3 separate regions of the Homo sapiens genome follow, and all the other regions are linked to region 2. The links are chromatin contacts, found by Hi-C or POLR2A ChIA-PET in ENCODE. All regions are on one chromosome and are shown on one strand. Each heading gives the region's core, a stretch centred on a gene start or an enhancer-like site at or near the end of the contact. The rest is flanking DNA. Distances are from core to core; before and after follow the strand shown.

Region 1 (4,633 bases), core at 843-3,342, 390 kb before region 2:
GATCTCCAGAACTTATAACATTATATTTAATTCTGATCAAAGTACTAGATACACAGAGTTAAGAACAAAATGGTATCTGGAGCAAGAAATCCTCAGTAAGACAAAAGAAGAAGAAAAAAAGAACAAAATGGTAATAAAAGGGTTATATCAGAAAGCATTTCCTCTGCCCTTTCCTTTCTTGCCTTTGAGTCCTAATTCCCAGAGGCCATCACTTTAAACTCATTTTGCTACTTCCTCTGGTATAATCATATTTCTAAATAATGCTTATGTTGCTATTTCTTGATTTGTTTTCCTCAGCATCTGTCGACTTCCTGGCATAACAGAGTATAAGGCTTACCTCCCTTACAAGTAAGGGAGCCTCCATTCTACCAATTTGACTGGATCACAATCTTATGAAATCAAATGCATTTACAGTCTTATAGATATCTAAATTTTGTTTCCTAAGCCAAGTCCTGCACTGAATTTGTTTCATTTCTTTCCTTTTTTTCCCCTGGAGCTGATAATTGCTTCAGATTGTTTCCCTTCATTTGCTTATACGTTTTTGTCCCTATTAACTACTTTTTTTTCCCCAGATGCTCCAACTGATCTATGAAATGCCTAGTAATAATTATCCAAAAACTAAGATACACCAGCTACCCTATCAGCCCTGTTATTTTCCAGGAGGCATCCCTTTCTCCCTTGCCCTCCATCCTTATGCTCCAAACTGGACTCAGCTCTCTCAGCCCATGGCACGGCTGGCATCCTGGCATTTCTCTGAATTTTCTGCTGCCTCTTCTGTGTGCATCTCCCGTTCCCTGGCCCCATATCTTCTTTTTCCTTGGTTTACCCTCTCATTGTGCTGCAATACATCTTCCAGTGGCTTCCTGAGAAAGAGTGAATGGAAGCCAAGCTTGCTGACTCCCACATATTTTAAAATGTCATTGTTCTACCCCAACTCCTGATTAATAGTTTGGCTGGATATAATGCTCTAATTTAAACGTAACTTCTCCTCACATTGGGAAATATTGCTGTATTATTTTCCAGCTCCCGGTGTTGTTGGGAAGAAGGCAGTGTCATGCGGAGTCTTGGCTCTTTATATATGACCTGTCTTTTCTCTCTGGAAGATTTTAGGATTTTCTCTCTATCCTTGGTTTTCTGGAATTTCCCAATGATGTGCCTTGTTGTAGGTCTTTCTTCATTCACTGTGCTTGTCACTTGATAGACTCTTTTGAACTAGAAAATTATGTCCTTCTATTACGGGAAGCCACCAGCAGGTTTGTGTGAGCTAGGTAATCACATTCTTTTCTTCCAAGGACAGAGGTATCAAGGCCCTGGGAACCTTATAAGTGGATTGGGGGTAAGGGGGCCTGAGGTGAACCCAACAAAGCCGCAGCACCCACTGAGCTCGTGTCCCAGAGCTAGGCTCTGCCTGAGGACAATAGACATGGGTGATACCTACTTCCTGCCCAGTCCCATGGTGGGGCTCAGAACACACATGGTCCAGGAGGACCATGTAGTATCTGGCTACATTTACATGCACCTACCTGTGTGTAGCATTCAGTGAGCAACAGGACAACTTAGGGGAAGGGGCAGCTTCAGAGAGCAGGATAGGAGGCAGGTAAATAAACATGGGGTGGGGAGTGGCCTTGTTGGGAAAGGGCAAAGGCAGGGCTGTGTGTGTGTGTGTTTGTGTGTGTGTGTGTGTGTGTGTGTGTGTGTGTGTGTGTGTTATGTATTGGGGGAAATGGGGAGAGCATCTGTAGTTTCATCTGCCCCCTTTTCTGGCCACTGCATCCCTTTTTTGGTGAATAGTTTTTCTTCCCATCATGGACTGAATGTCTCTGTCTCCTCCAAATTCATATGTTGAAGCCCTAAACCTTTGTGTGGCTGTATTTGGAGATGAGGCCTCTCAGGGAGTCATTAAGGTTGAATGAGGTCCTAAGGGTGGGGCCCTGATTCCATAGAATTAGTGTCCTTATAAGAGGAGACACCAGAGAGTGCACTCACTCTCTCTCTGCACAAATACAAAGAAGAGATCATGTGAGCACACGATATGGCAGCCACCTACAGACCAAGAGAAGAGGCCTCAGAATGAAACCTACCTTGGTGGCACTTTGATCTTGGATTTCCTAGCCTCCAGAACTGGGAGAAATAAATATTTGTGGTTTAAGCCACCCAGTCTGTGGTATTTTGGCATGGCACCCTGAACTGACTAATACATCTCTCCACCTTTCTTCAACCACATGCCGCTAGAGGGCTTGGCAGATTTAGTGTCCCAGCTACCCGGCCAACCCAGACCAGACCAAGCAGAAGCTCTCTTCTGGAATTTTCTGAATAGGAACTAATGGAGGGGAGCCCCATCCTTTCTTGGGGGCAAAGCCAGGAAGACGGAAGCCTCGTGCTGCCAACAGTCTGATTCCAACCTTGTGGGGAAAGTTGCTCTGAGAGCACAAAACTGATCTGCAGGCGGAGATGGAGACAGAGACAAGGGAAGGAGCCTGCAAATCCTGACAGTGCTGGTGACTCTGAGTCCAGGTATTCCTGAGGCCCAACTGTTCCCTGCCCTGCCTGTGGCTAACTTAATGACCAATGAACTTCCCTTCTTGCCTAAGCCAACTCGAGTGAATTTTCTGTTACTCACCCTAAAGAGCCCTGACTGCAACGGCAGGGCATGACGGGGCTGGGCTGGCTGGGGCAGAGGACGGTGTGGGTGAAATCAGCTATGACGGGAAGTGCAGTTATCGAGTGGCCTCCATGAGGTCTTCCTCCCGCCCCGACTGTGAGCAAGGCTGGGCTCATATGCTCAGTGGGCCAGAGTGACGGATTTAGTCAGAGGTGCCATGCTCAGGGCCATCTTTCTATGGGCCAGACTCTTCAGCATCAAAGGCTTTGCCATCAGAGACAGTTTTAGTTACATCTTGGATTCACTTGATCAACTGCTCTTCTCCTACTTTCAGGATCTTTACACTAGACTGCCCCACACAGGTGTTAGGAAGCCATAGGCATCTTGGCCAGAAGCCCAGACCACAAAAAGGGCTTCTGCCAGCCTGCCCAGGGTTCCAGAGGGTAGGGCCGAGGGGCGGTGGGAAGAGCCCAGCCTGGGCAGCCATGGCATGTACACCACTCTTGATCTGTCTCCTGGAACTTTTCACCCCTCAAGTTTGGGCCCCAGTGGGGCACACGTGGGAAAAACAATGAATGCCCATGTCTCTGAATAGTTTCCCCATCAGAAGTGGTCATTGCACCAAGCACCCTCCTCCATTAAAACTGGACAGACCAAGGGCCACTTTCCTAATGGATGGATCTTATTGGTCCATCTCATGTTCCCAACAGAGCTCCCTCCCTGGGATGGGAATGTGCCATTCCAGGAGAGCCCTTTTGACCCTGTCTCCAGCCAAAGCCAGTCCCCCTGCTTTCTCAAAAGCAGGTGAGTGAGACCCTTTCTAAAAAACAAAACAAGAAAAGTACTGTTACAATGGCACCAACTGCATATGAAGTTCCTGAAATTCCGAGTTCCACTAATATTATTTGTCTGATTTAAAAAAAAAATACATACTTAAAAGCAACACACCAATAGAGGCAAGCAAACCATGTTTTGCACAAAACAACTATCAATGGTGATAGCACGTGATCTCCCCTTTCAGAACCCTGAGATTCTCAGTGCCATTACTCTAAGGGCTTTCTGCAGACAAGGTAACTATCAGAATCACATGGAGAAGATCAGAGCCTGGAAGGAAACTTGAGATTTTTTGAGACGGAGTCTTGCTCTGTCACCCAGGCTGGAGTGTAGTGGCGTGATCTCTGATCTTGGCTCACTGCAAGCTCCGCCTCCTGGGTTCACGCCATTCTCCTGCCTCAGCCTCCCAAATAGCTGGGACCACAGGTGCTCGCCACCATGCCTGGCTAATTTTTTTGTATTTTTAGTAGAGATGGGGTTTCACCATGTTAGCCAGGATTGTCTCGATCTCCTGACCTCGTGATCCACCCTCCTCGGCCTCCCAAAGTGCTGGGATTACAGGCGTGAGCCACCGCGCCCGGCCCCATTTTTTTGTATTTTTAGTAGAGACAGGATATCACCATATTAGCCAGGATGGTCTTGATCTCGTGACCTCGTGATCTGCCTGCCTCAGCCTCCCAAAGTGCTGGGATTACAGGTGTGAGCCACCATGCCCGGCTGAGAATTTTTTATTTCAACCTTCTTCATTTTACACAGAGACAAAACTGAAATTCAGAGACTTCTGGTTTCTCAAGGCACACCACTAGTCAATAAACACACAGAGCCAGAAGCTAGATCTAGCTCAGTGTTCTTTTAAAGCCTTCAAAATTCCCCTCTGCTAGTAAAGCTTACAACCTGACAATAACTTAATATATACACACAAATACAGCTATTTCCAAAATAGATTTGTGGGGGGCACAGATACTGCAGTTTTACAACTTATAATATATTTTTAAGAATTGCAAAATATGTCTCCAGTATTCATAACAGCATGTCATTAACCCATCCCCATAGTGGGTTGGACATCTAGGTTGTTTCCAACTATTTGCTTTTATAATTATCCATTGCAATGGTGAAAAATTGGAAACGACCTAAATGTCCAACAATACAGGCACTAATTCTCTATAAAGTGAATATCAAATAGCCATAGAAAATACA
Region 2 (4,969 bases), core at 1,217-3,716:
AAATGAGACATGAATATCTGATGGCTGAGCTTCCTGGAGAGCCCAAAAACATGTGGAACAAATGTTCATGCATTGGAAACACATGTCAATCACTGGCTGAATGTTCCTTACTCTCCCGCATCTGAGCACGACACATGGAGAATGCAGGTGGGGTCCCAGATACTCAGATGGCTTTCCTTCCCTCACTTTGTAAGAGTCAAATAAAATCACAGTATCTGTTGACACCACACAACCTATGAATCCACTTTTAAAAACATTATTTTTTTTCCTCCAAGAGACAATTACGTTGTGGTTTCTGGACAAGAGAATCTACTGACCTGTCTGCACATAATCTTCAGCAAGTCATCTCATTTTCTGAGACTGTTTCCTTATCCATAAAACGTCCCCCTTTTCTCAGTGGGGTAACTGGAAGATCACTTGAGATCCCACATGTCAGTGGGTCTTAGTCCTGGAGGCACATTCAGAAAGACTGCTGTTTGTGTTCCTCCAGACCAATGAAATCAGAATTTCTTGGTGTTTGGATTAGGCCACGGTGATTTGATAAAACTCTACCATGCAGCCACATCTGCTAACCGCAAAAGCCCCCCTAAGAACAGAGAACCACGGCAAACTCTACAGGCATGAGAAATTCTGCATATCATTTGCGCGTGGTAACCAGACACTCTCCCCAGATAGAGGATCCAGGGGTGTTCTGGCTGTGCCAGGCTTCCTGTGGTTAATCCACCCTTTCCCCACACCCTGGGCTTGTGACAAGTGTCAGACGACCAGCAGAGCTCCCATGCAGCTGTCCTTTTGGGTACTTCCAACAGCAGATGACTGGGGAGTCGGGCTGGCTTTGTGTACATGTCAAATAGGCTGCCTGGCATCTTACTTCACCTGAGTTCAGGGAATCTTGGTGGTGGGTTGAACTGGGATCAGATTTCCCCATAGGAAAAACAAGTATCAGGGGCAGGGCATGCAGCCCTCGGTTACCCCTCCCTCACCCCCCCTCACCTCTGACCTGTCCTCTGTCCCCTCCCAGTCTCTTTCCTTTGGTTAGCCCTTCCTGAGGTTGTCTAGGAGGTGGGAAAGGAAGGGGCTCATTTTTGTTCCCTTCCTAGTCCTGTCCAGGCACCGGTCCCAGGACTCTGCTCAAGAACCTGGACCAAAAACCAAGGGCAAGAGGAGGCTCTCTTGTTCCTTTTCAATTAGCTTGTTTTTTTTTTTGAAGGAGTTTCACTCTGCCGCCCAGGCTGGAGTGCAGTGGTGCAATCTCGGCTCGCTGCAGCCTCTACCTCCTGAGTTCAAGTGATTCTCCTGCCTTACCCTCCTAAGTAGCTGGGACTGCAGTCACCTGCCACCATGCCCAGCTAATTTTGTGTGTTTTTAATAGAGACAGGGTTTCACCATGTTGACCAGGCTGGTCTCAAACACCTGACTTCAGATGATCCACCCTCCTTGGCCTCCCAAACTTTTTTTTTTTTTTTTGAGGCAGAGTCTCACTGTCACCCAGGCTGGACTGCAGTGACACAATCTTATCTCACTGCAACCTCTGCTTCCCAGGCTCAAGTGATTCTCCTGCCTCAGCCTCCTGAGTAGCTAGGATTACAGGCGCACACCACCACACCCAGCTACTCTGTATTTTTAGTAGCGATGAAGTTTCGCTGCATCAGCCAGGCTGGTCTTGAACTCCTAACCTCAGGTGATCTGTCTGCCTTGGCCCCCCAAAGTGCTGGGATTATAGGCCTGAGCCACCTTACCTGACCACTTTTGTTCTTTTTCTACTATTTTCCATGAGCCTTTTGGTTATGCAGTTAGCTTTGCCCCCAGGCTGGGAGGATAATTCCTCCAGCACAGAAATTCTTCAGGGAAGTAGGAAAATGTTGGTCTGCCCATTGTTGACAACCCCCAAAAGCCATAAGGTGATTTTGGCCACATCCCAGCATAGCAAGGGAGGCCCCTGAGGACCTACCAAAAATTCGGGCCATCCCCCATCTGCTTTCAAGCAACCCCTATCCTGAGATGGCTTAACTGACTCTCCCTCAGGAGTGTGTTTTGGGAGTGACAGAATGCCTGTCTTTAAACAGTCTTTGGCCCAAAATCCAGGGACATGCAGGGAGTTCGAGGAGATCAAATACAATCTAGAGAGACTGTGAAAAATGGATTAGTCCTTTGCTGAAGGGTGTTTTACTTTAGGATTCGAACTTGAATTTCTTGTTCGGTAGACATTGCTTTCCTCCTCTGGCCTGTTTTCCCCTACTTCCCGAGTACTTGACCACACAGGTAAAGTCTACCCTCCCCAGCCTTCCATGTGACTGGGTGTGGCCATATAACCAAGTTCTTTTCAGAGAGACAGATGCCACTTCTGCCTCACTTGCTCAAGAGGAATTTGCTGTCCCAGACGCTCTCTCTTTTTCCCTTCAATGACATCTCACGACCTGGCCCCAGCTTTGCAGCCAAAGGCAACACCCTAGGAGATGATGAAATCACAAGACAGACACCTGGGTCCTTGCCAGTGAGGGTCAATGCTCTGATTTATTTAGCAGAAACAGTCCTCCAATGTGGAGACCATTACATGAGAGAGAAATAAACATCTATCTTCCTTCAGGCACCATGTGTTTGGTCTCTTGGCTATAGCAGCTGACCCTTTATCTCGAGGCATTCATTGTCCACATGAGTTTCAGGGATCATAACCTCTATGCCACGCTTCCACTCTTAGCACAATTGTCAACACCTCCCTTCTCAAGAACAGCAATTTGCCTGCCTCTATTTTCCAAATACTTTGAAATCCATCAGTCTTTCTTATGATCCCAGGAGTGGCCAAAGATTATTATGATGGAGAGCGCCCTACTTACAAATCAGGCTCTATAGTTAGAGGATAAGATGAAAGTCATACAGAGTCAAAGAGATCCTTGAAAAATGCTCCAGGGGGAGGGTGCAGTGGCTCACGCCTGTAATCCCAGCACTTAGGGAGGTCCAGGTGGGAGGTTCACTTAAGGCCAGGAGTTGGAGACCAGCCTGGGCAATGTAGCCAGACCCCATCTCTACAAAAAAAAAAAAAAAGTGTTCTGGAAGTCTCCATGTAAGATCATCTCTCAATAAGCCCAACATGGGGTAGCTTTTTCTTCACCCCAGGGTGTCTGGATTACATCCACAAGCTGCGCAGTAGAAGAAATATCTCTGAAACATGTTCAGTATGGCAAGATGCTCACAACATGTCAAAGCCTTGAGTTTCAAGACAGACAGAACAGAGAGCAGATTCTCATGCTCAGCTCACCCGGGGCAGTGGTTCTCAACCAGAGGTGATTTTGCCCCCAAGGGGGACCTGTAGCAATGTCTGGAGACATTTTTATTATGACTGGTGTAGAAGGCTCCTGGCATCTGGTGGGTAGAGGCAGAGATGCCGCAAAATATCCTCCAATGCACGGGACAGCCACCATAAAACAAAGAATGATCTGGCCCAAAATGTCAAGAACTCTGAGGCTGAAAAACCTTTCTCTAAGGCATAGGTTTATTGAGAGGCATGGCCTAGCAGATCGTCATGTGTAAACACTCCAGAATTCTCCCCAACCCTTTCCCTGACTTGTCCATGTTTATTTTCATTTGAGCAAGTTAAATATGCTCCCCTCGTTGCTCTTTGAGCCTGACAGGATGAGGATGACAAGATCATGGATCCTTGGCAATGTCTTGAGTGTCCTAGAGACCAAAGATATCCTATCCAGGCTGGTTCAGGGAGTTTCATCAATCACAGTTCACCGTGCTGGATCTTGTCTAATTTGTTGCTTTCTAAATAGTAGCCTCCCACTCTCCTGTGGAAAGAATGTTCTGCTGATGTGAGGCTTTCCTTGTCAGGGACACCTCCCGCCACAGCCAGTCTCAAAGCTTCTCTCCTTTGTTTCATCCTGGAATGTTTCAAGAAACACCCACCCCACGCCAGCCGCACACATCTCATAGTTGCTCTCCCAGGGTGTCTTCTGCTCTCGTGATCCCCCTCCAGCCTTGCCTCGTAAATCAGCCCGCGACCTCGCCTCCCTGGGGCTGCTGCGCTTCTCTGAACTCGCTCCAGTGGGTCCACATCTTTCTGATAATGAGGTGCCAGACAGGAGCGGAGGGGCCTGCTGCGATCCGTGGGAGCGTTCAAGCCCTGTCCTGGGGAGCGCTGGGGGTGGAGCCCGGTGTCATGGTAGGGAGGGGGCCCTCTGGAAGCTTCAGTGCCTGAAGGGCTCACATAAGGCACCTCACTTCTTTATTCTTGCAGAGGCCCTTGATGGTGGACAGACCCCAGCACGGCCCTGGACAGATTGTGAGGCACAGAGAAGTCACCTGCCACCTCCCCACCGTCAGAACAATGATGGCAGACACCACCAGGTCCTGAGGCTCTCCTGGCCTTTGGGCACTGTTCCTGCTGCCTTACAGACATGATCTCATTGAACACTCATGAACACTCACAACATCATAAGCCTCACTCGGGCATCTATGCTAGACACTGAGGGGACAGCAGAGAGCCAAGAAGACAAAAACCTTGGCTGTCAGAGAAAGAGGTTGCGTTCTAGTGGGGGAAATAGACAAAATAAGGAACACACATGGTACAGTTGTGTGTCACTTAACAGTGGGGATATGTTATGAGAAATGTGAAGGCAATTTCATCATCGTGTGAACATCATAATGTTATAGGAGTTAATAAGAAATTATTTTAGGCAGATAGGGAAAGCGGTCCTTGGAAAGTTTTTGTTTCTTTTAAAGCAGCTAAAGAAAAGTTTCTTATCTAGCAGGAAAGCTCCGGCTCTTAGAGCTAGGCCGGCAACCTCTGATATGCAAATAAATGCTGGCCATTAGAAAATGGGTCCACCCAAACATGGCGATTCTCACCCTCTTCCTTGCCCTCACATGTGCCTGGCAACATGGCGGCACCCCCATATCCCCATGTGTGTAGAATATCATGGCGCCCTGCATTTGCAAAAAAAAAAAAAAAGTGTATATATAACTTCTG
Region 3 (4,791 bases), core at 829-3,328, 290 kb before region 2:
TTATCCTCATCCACCATCCTTCAATTCGTTCATGTGACCTCATTCTTCTTGGGCACCAAACAAGGATTCAGTATGCACCAAGGGCTGATACCCAAAAAGGCTGTCAACACTGGTCCCTTTCCCTCACTGGCAGAGGGCAGCTGCCCCATACGATGAGGCAAAGGGCCCACTGAGCTGATAACACACTGCTGTCTGTGGACAGTGGAGCTAAGAGAGCATTGTAACACGCCCTCTGGGGCTCTGGGGTCACAGGCACCCCCACCTAGACACTGCTGCGGGGCCTGCCTGGAGTTTGCTCCTGCTGGCACCAAAGCAGCCAGCTGGTTCCTGCACTCACTTGCCTACATGCTCCCTCCTGTGAGGGGTGGAGCATGGCAGACCTGAAGGAATGGAGCAGCCAGCCGGTTCCTCCATTCATTTGCTTGTGTGCTCCCTCCTACAAGGGGTTAAGCGGGGTGGGCTGAGTAAACAGGGCACCCCTGTCACGAGTCCCACGAAACAGTCAAGAAAATAATCCTGCATCAATTTGACTCCTCGTCCTCCCCTAATGGTTTGCAGTCTTTCCTATGTCATAATAAAGCTACATTTTATTCTGGAAAAAAATTTGCTCTACAAGTTTAGAGACTTGCTGCATTTTGTTCGCTGCCAATTCCTTAGGACTTAGAACAGTTTCTTGCAAATTATAGGGGCTCTTATTTAATTTCATAAAAGGAAGGACATTCCTCCCTGCAAAAGATAAAGAAGATGATTTCAGAAAAATATAACAGATCTTTTCTAAGAAAGAAAACTTGACAGCTTTATACTGATTTTTTACAAAAACTGTGATTACTAGAAAAGATATTGCACACTATTACATTATGGGTTGTGTTAAGATGAGATTTTTCCTTGACTTTGACCCCCTTCGTGGAACTGGAGTGACTCATTTCACTCAGCCTGCAGCCTGCAGTCTGTGGATGGCTAAGTGTTAACAGCTCAGTAAAAGGTTAGGGTGACAGCCTTCTGCACCTGCTCTTTTTGACACCCGAGTTGTTGTTCAATATTCTGGGAGAATCAGGTCACATGAACTGTTTGAAAGATGATTGGTGCAGAAGACTATTGAGCAGTGCAAGTGGCTCTCGGTGGAAGGGGAGCTGGAAAGGGGATCGAGTGGGAAGAAGGTGATCTTTCCCTGAAGCCCAGCCTGTCTCCAGCCAGGCTCCCCTCTGAAGCCGCACCGTCTGAAGTTAGCTGCGTTTATCCATATTCTACAGTACGCAGTTGCTGCTTCTCTGCTCACCACTCAGCTGCTTGTATCCCCGACAGTCAGCAGCTTTTGTATGTGTGTGTTTTTTTTCCCTCTACCAGCTGAAGTCTGGTTTTTTGTGGGCACAGGATAGGGGGCGGGGTGGGCCAAAAAGGAAATCATTTGGGTGGAAAAATGGGGTTGGCTGTTTTCACTTAGGGCCAAGGTTCCAGGCTTCAGGATAGAGTTTAGCCAGGAGCCCAGCCCTTCTTGGATCAGTGCAATTATTTGTCCCTTAGATACATGTCTTTAAATTAGGAGTCTGTATTCAACATTACAAGAGAAGTGAAACTCAAATGTCCAGCTTGTACAAGTACTTCATTTTCAGTGGTGTACCGAAAATGGAAGCAACACTCACTGCTCTTTCACTCAATTTGAGATAGTTCCCCAAGATACCAAGCAGATACCTAGCAGAGCCCAGGAAAACCAGCCCTCACCACCCCTCCAGAGCTGAGGGCTGGGAGCTGCCCTCATGCATGAGTAATGACTAAGTGTGGGAGGGCCCTGCCATCCCTTTCCAGCCTTCAGTGGCCAAACCCTGGGACTGTTCTTTCTCTCATTCCTTTGCAGGGAAGACAAGGGAAAATGTATATAATCCTTCTGAGACATGAAGATCCCAGGATGGTACGTCTTTCCCCATCTCAACAGGGAAACAGTGGTTTCCTTAATCTTTGAACAAAGAAGAAACTTCCTATTTCATCTCTAAGAGCAGAAAGTGGAACAGATGATAAGCTGTTTGTGAAGGGTTCCATCCTCTGAAGGGTGTGAATATCTTCATGTCAACAGGAAACCCAGGGCCCTTGTGTAACTCTGAAAAGAAGAAATGTGCCTTCTACTCCTGATTAAGTCAGGTTCATCATAAATAGAGGAGCTGGGCATTTCTTGGTGGCTGGATAATCTTTTCCTCTAGGTGCCATCCTGGGGAAATAGATTATTAAATAATCTATCTCTTCTCAAAACCTAGGAAACTTAAAGAAGAGTTAAGTCAATTTACCTCACAAAAGGGAAAATCAGGCCAGAGAGTTCTTTTCACCATGTTTATATGAGTTTCTGAAAATAGCAATACAAAGACTACAACCTCACTTAAAATTTCAAACAACGTAGGATTAAAATGTAGACAGCTCCCAATTTTACATTATCCATTTCACTCCTGAAGGGCAAATGCTATATGCAGTTTGGGATGGGACCTTCGAGACATTTGCTATGTATACACCACACACACACACACACACACACACACACACACACACACACACACACACAATGATTTCCTCCATTCTATGACGCCATCAAATGTAAAGCCCAGGAGTGAACTGGTGCCACTTCTCAAGGCTACTGTCCCCTCCTGTTGTGTCCTCTCCCGTTGTGCCCCAAGTGTAGGCACAGCCCAATCCCTTTCTCCACAGCAAGACTAATCAAGTAAATGATGGTTTGCATAGCGATACTGACATTTTTGAGGGACAGCTAGCAGGAATTCCATCCCATAACAAGCCAGAAAATCTAACTAGATTATTGCTCTGGAATTGGACAGCCTGGGTTCGTATCCCAGTTTTTCTACTCACTAATGACCTGACTTTGAGAAAATTACCGAGGTGTCTTAACTTTCTTATGTGTGAAATGAAGATAATAATAGTACCTGCCTTATAGGGTTGTTCACAAAATTATATTAAATACATGAGAAGAGTCTATAGCCATGCTGGGTAAGAAGGAGTGCTCAGCAAATGTTAAATTTGTTTTACTCTTCCAAAAATCCATGTGTCATACTACAAGGCAGGGGTCAGCAAACTTTTTCAGTAAAGGGTCACATAGTAAATATTTTAGGCTTTGGAACCCATATGATCTCTGTAAAACTACTCAACTTTACATGGGGGAAAGAAGCCCTAGACAATATGTAAGTGCATGGGTCTGGCATGTTCCAATAAAGCTTTATTTATGACATGTGAATTTTATATACTATTCACAAGTCATGAAATATTCTTTTAAAAAATTTATTTCTCAATCATTTTAATGTAAAACAAACAAACAAAAAAACAAACAAACCATCCTTCACTCCTGGGCCATGCAAAATCAGGTAGTGGGCTGGATTTGGCCTACAGGCTGTAGTTCACCAACGAATCCCACCACCAGCATCACAGGTGTACCCACCTGGCCGTTTCTGTGCCCTCTCTTTTCCAGGTCTCCATTTCCCTGTTTTTGCTCATGTTTCATCTATAGGAGAAAGCAAAACTTGGTAATCACCTTTCTACTCAAGAAGAGCCCTTTCCCATTAGGACACAGGGAGCATGGTCCCTCTGTCTCAGGCTCTACACTACAGGTTGAGCTCTGCCCTCACCTTTGCAAACTAGAGGGCCTGGGGAAAATGGTCACATGTGTTATACGTGGAAGCCTGCCTTCTGTTGGGGACATATATTTTAATGGCTGCATAGAAGTCAACTGCTTGAGCCCACAAACTTCTTTAACTTGTCCCTTGGTGATTGTTATGGTTTGGATGTGTGTCTCCGCCCAAATCTCATGTTGAATTGTAATCCCCAGTATTGGATTTGGGGCCTGGTGGGAGATGATTGGATCATAGGGGTGGCTTTCTCATAAATGACTTAGCGTCATCCCACCATCCTCTTGGTGCTGTCCTTGCAATAGTGAGTGACTTCTTGCAAGATCTGGCTGTTTAAAAGCATGGCACCTCACTCTCACTCTCTCGCTCTCTCTCCTGTTCCCACCATGTGAGATACCTGCTCCCCCTTCACTTTCTACCATGATTGTAAGCTTCCTGAGGCCTTCCCAGAAGCACATGCCTGTGTTATGCTTCCTGTACAGCCTGCAGAACCATGAGCTAATTAAACCTCTTTTCTTGATAAATTATCCAGTGTCAGGTATTTCTCTTTTTTTTCTTTTTCTTTTCTTTTCTTTTTTCCTTTTCTTTCTTTCTTTTTTTTTTTTTTTTTTGAGACAGGGTCTTGGTCTATTGCTCAGGCTGGAGTGCAGTGGCGCGATCTCAGCTCACTGCAGCCTCCACCTCCTGGGTTCAAGTGATTTCTCCCACCTCAGCCTGCTGAGTAGCTGGGATTACAGATGTGCACTACCACGCCCGGCTAATTTTTGTATTTTTAGTAGAGATGGGGTTTTGCCATGTTGGTCAGGTTAAGTATTTCTTTATAGCAATGCACAAACAGCCTAATACAGTAATGAATGTTTATATCATATTGTTTCCAGTTTTCCACTATACAAAGAATGTTGCATTTTCTCATAAAATCCTCAAATAACTCTATGAGAGGGGAACAATTTAATCTCATTTTACAGATGAAGTAAAGGAGAAAGGCACAGAAAAATGAAGTAACTTGGCCAATTTCACACATGGTTATGATGGAAGCTGCTATGACTCCACTTCCTGGATACAACTGACTGACCACCAAGGGTGGTCACCGGAGCCAAGATATTGTTACTGTCATATTCATTTCCTCGTATTACTTAATTGGTCTATAAGCAGGCACATGGCCCATGCTAAGTCAATC

The links. A loop is a pair of places that touch in the nucleus more often than their neighbours do. ChIA-PET counts read pairs that join two places held with the same protein, here RNA polymerase II (POLR2A). Pooled maps may share reads with other maps.
Region 1: a map of naive thymus-derived CD4-positive, alpha-beta T cell shows a loop between it and region 2 (5-fold over the local background). The contact joins two enhancer-like sites. A Hi-C loop is called at or near these places in 18 of 168 maps with a recorded cell type or tissue (A673, B cell, CD4-positive, alpha-beta T cell and 14 more), 23 of 37 single-sample maps with no recorded cell type and 23 of 50 pooled maps. POLR2A ChIA-PET finds 5 or more read pairs at or near these places in 1 of 52 experiments (PC-9).
Region 3: a map with no recorded cell type shows a loop between it and region 2 (2.9-fold over the local background). The contact joins two enhancer-like sites. A Hi-C loop is called at or near these places in 1 of 37 single-sample maps with no recorded cell type and 8 of 50 pooled maps. POLR2A ChIA-PET finds 5 or more read pairs at or near these places in 2 of 52 experiments (SK-N-SH and activated T-cell).

Annotation. Positions count from the first base shown.
Region 1 is chr10:30,385,375-30,390,007 of GRCh38, reverse strand. No RefSeq gene overlaps it. Among named protein-coding and RNA genes, the nearest start is that of MIR7162, 19 kb to the right of the region's middle. Within about 2 kb of position 2,092, at least 2 of the 41 ENCODE cell types and tissues checked have a DNase peak (open chromatin) inside an H3K27ac peak, as active enhancers do.
Region 2 is chr10:29,992,533-29,997,501 of GRCh38, reverse strand. It overlaps LOC107984218 (a long non-coding RNA gene), which reads left to right. Exons shown (of 2, transcript XR_001747403.2): 2 at 4,238-4,969. Among named protein-coding and RNA genes, the nearest start is that of JCAD, 65 kb to the left of the region's middle. Within about 2 kb of position 2,466, at least 3 of the 41 ENCODE cell types and tissues checked have a DNase peak (open chromatin) inside an H3K27ac peak, as active enhancers do.
Region 3 is chr10:30,282,323-30,287,113 of GRCh38, reverse strand. No RefSeq gene overlaps it. Among named protein-coding and RNA genes, the nearest start is that of MTPAP, 65 kb to the left of the region's middle. RefSeq lists an enhancer at 1,902-1,981. Within about 2 kb of position 2,078, at least 3 of the 41 ENCODE cell types and tissues checked have a DNase peak (open chromatin) inside an H3K27ac peak, as active enhancers do.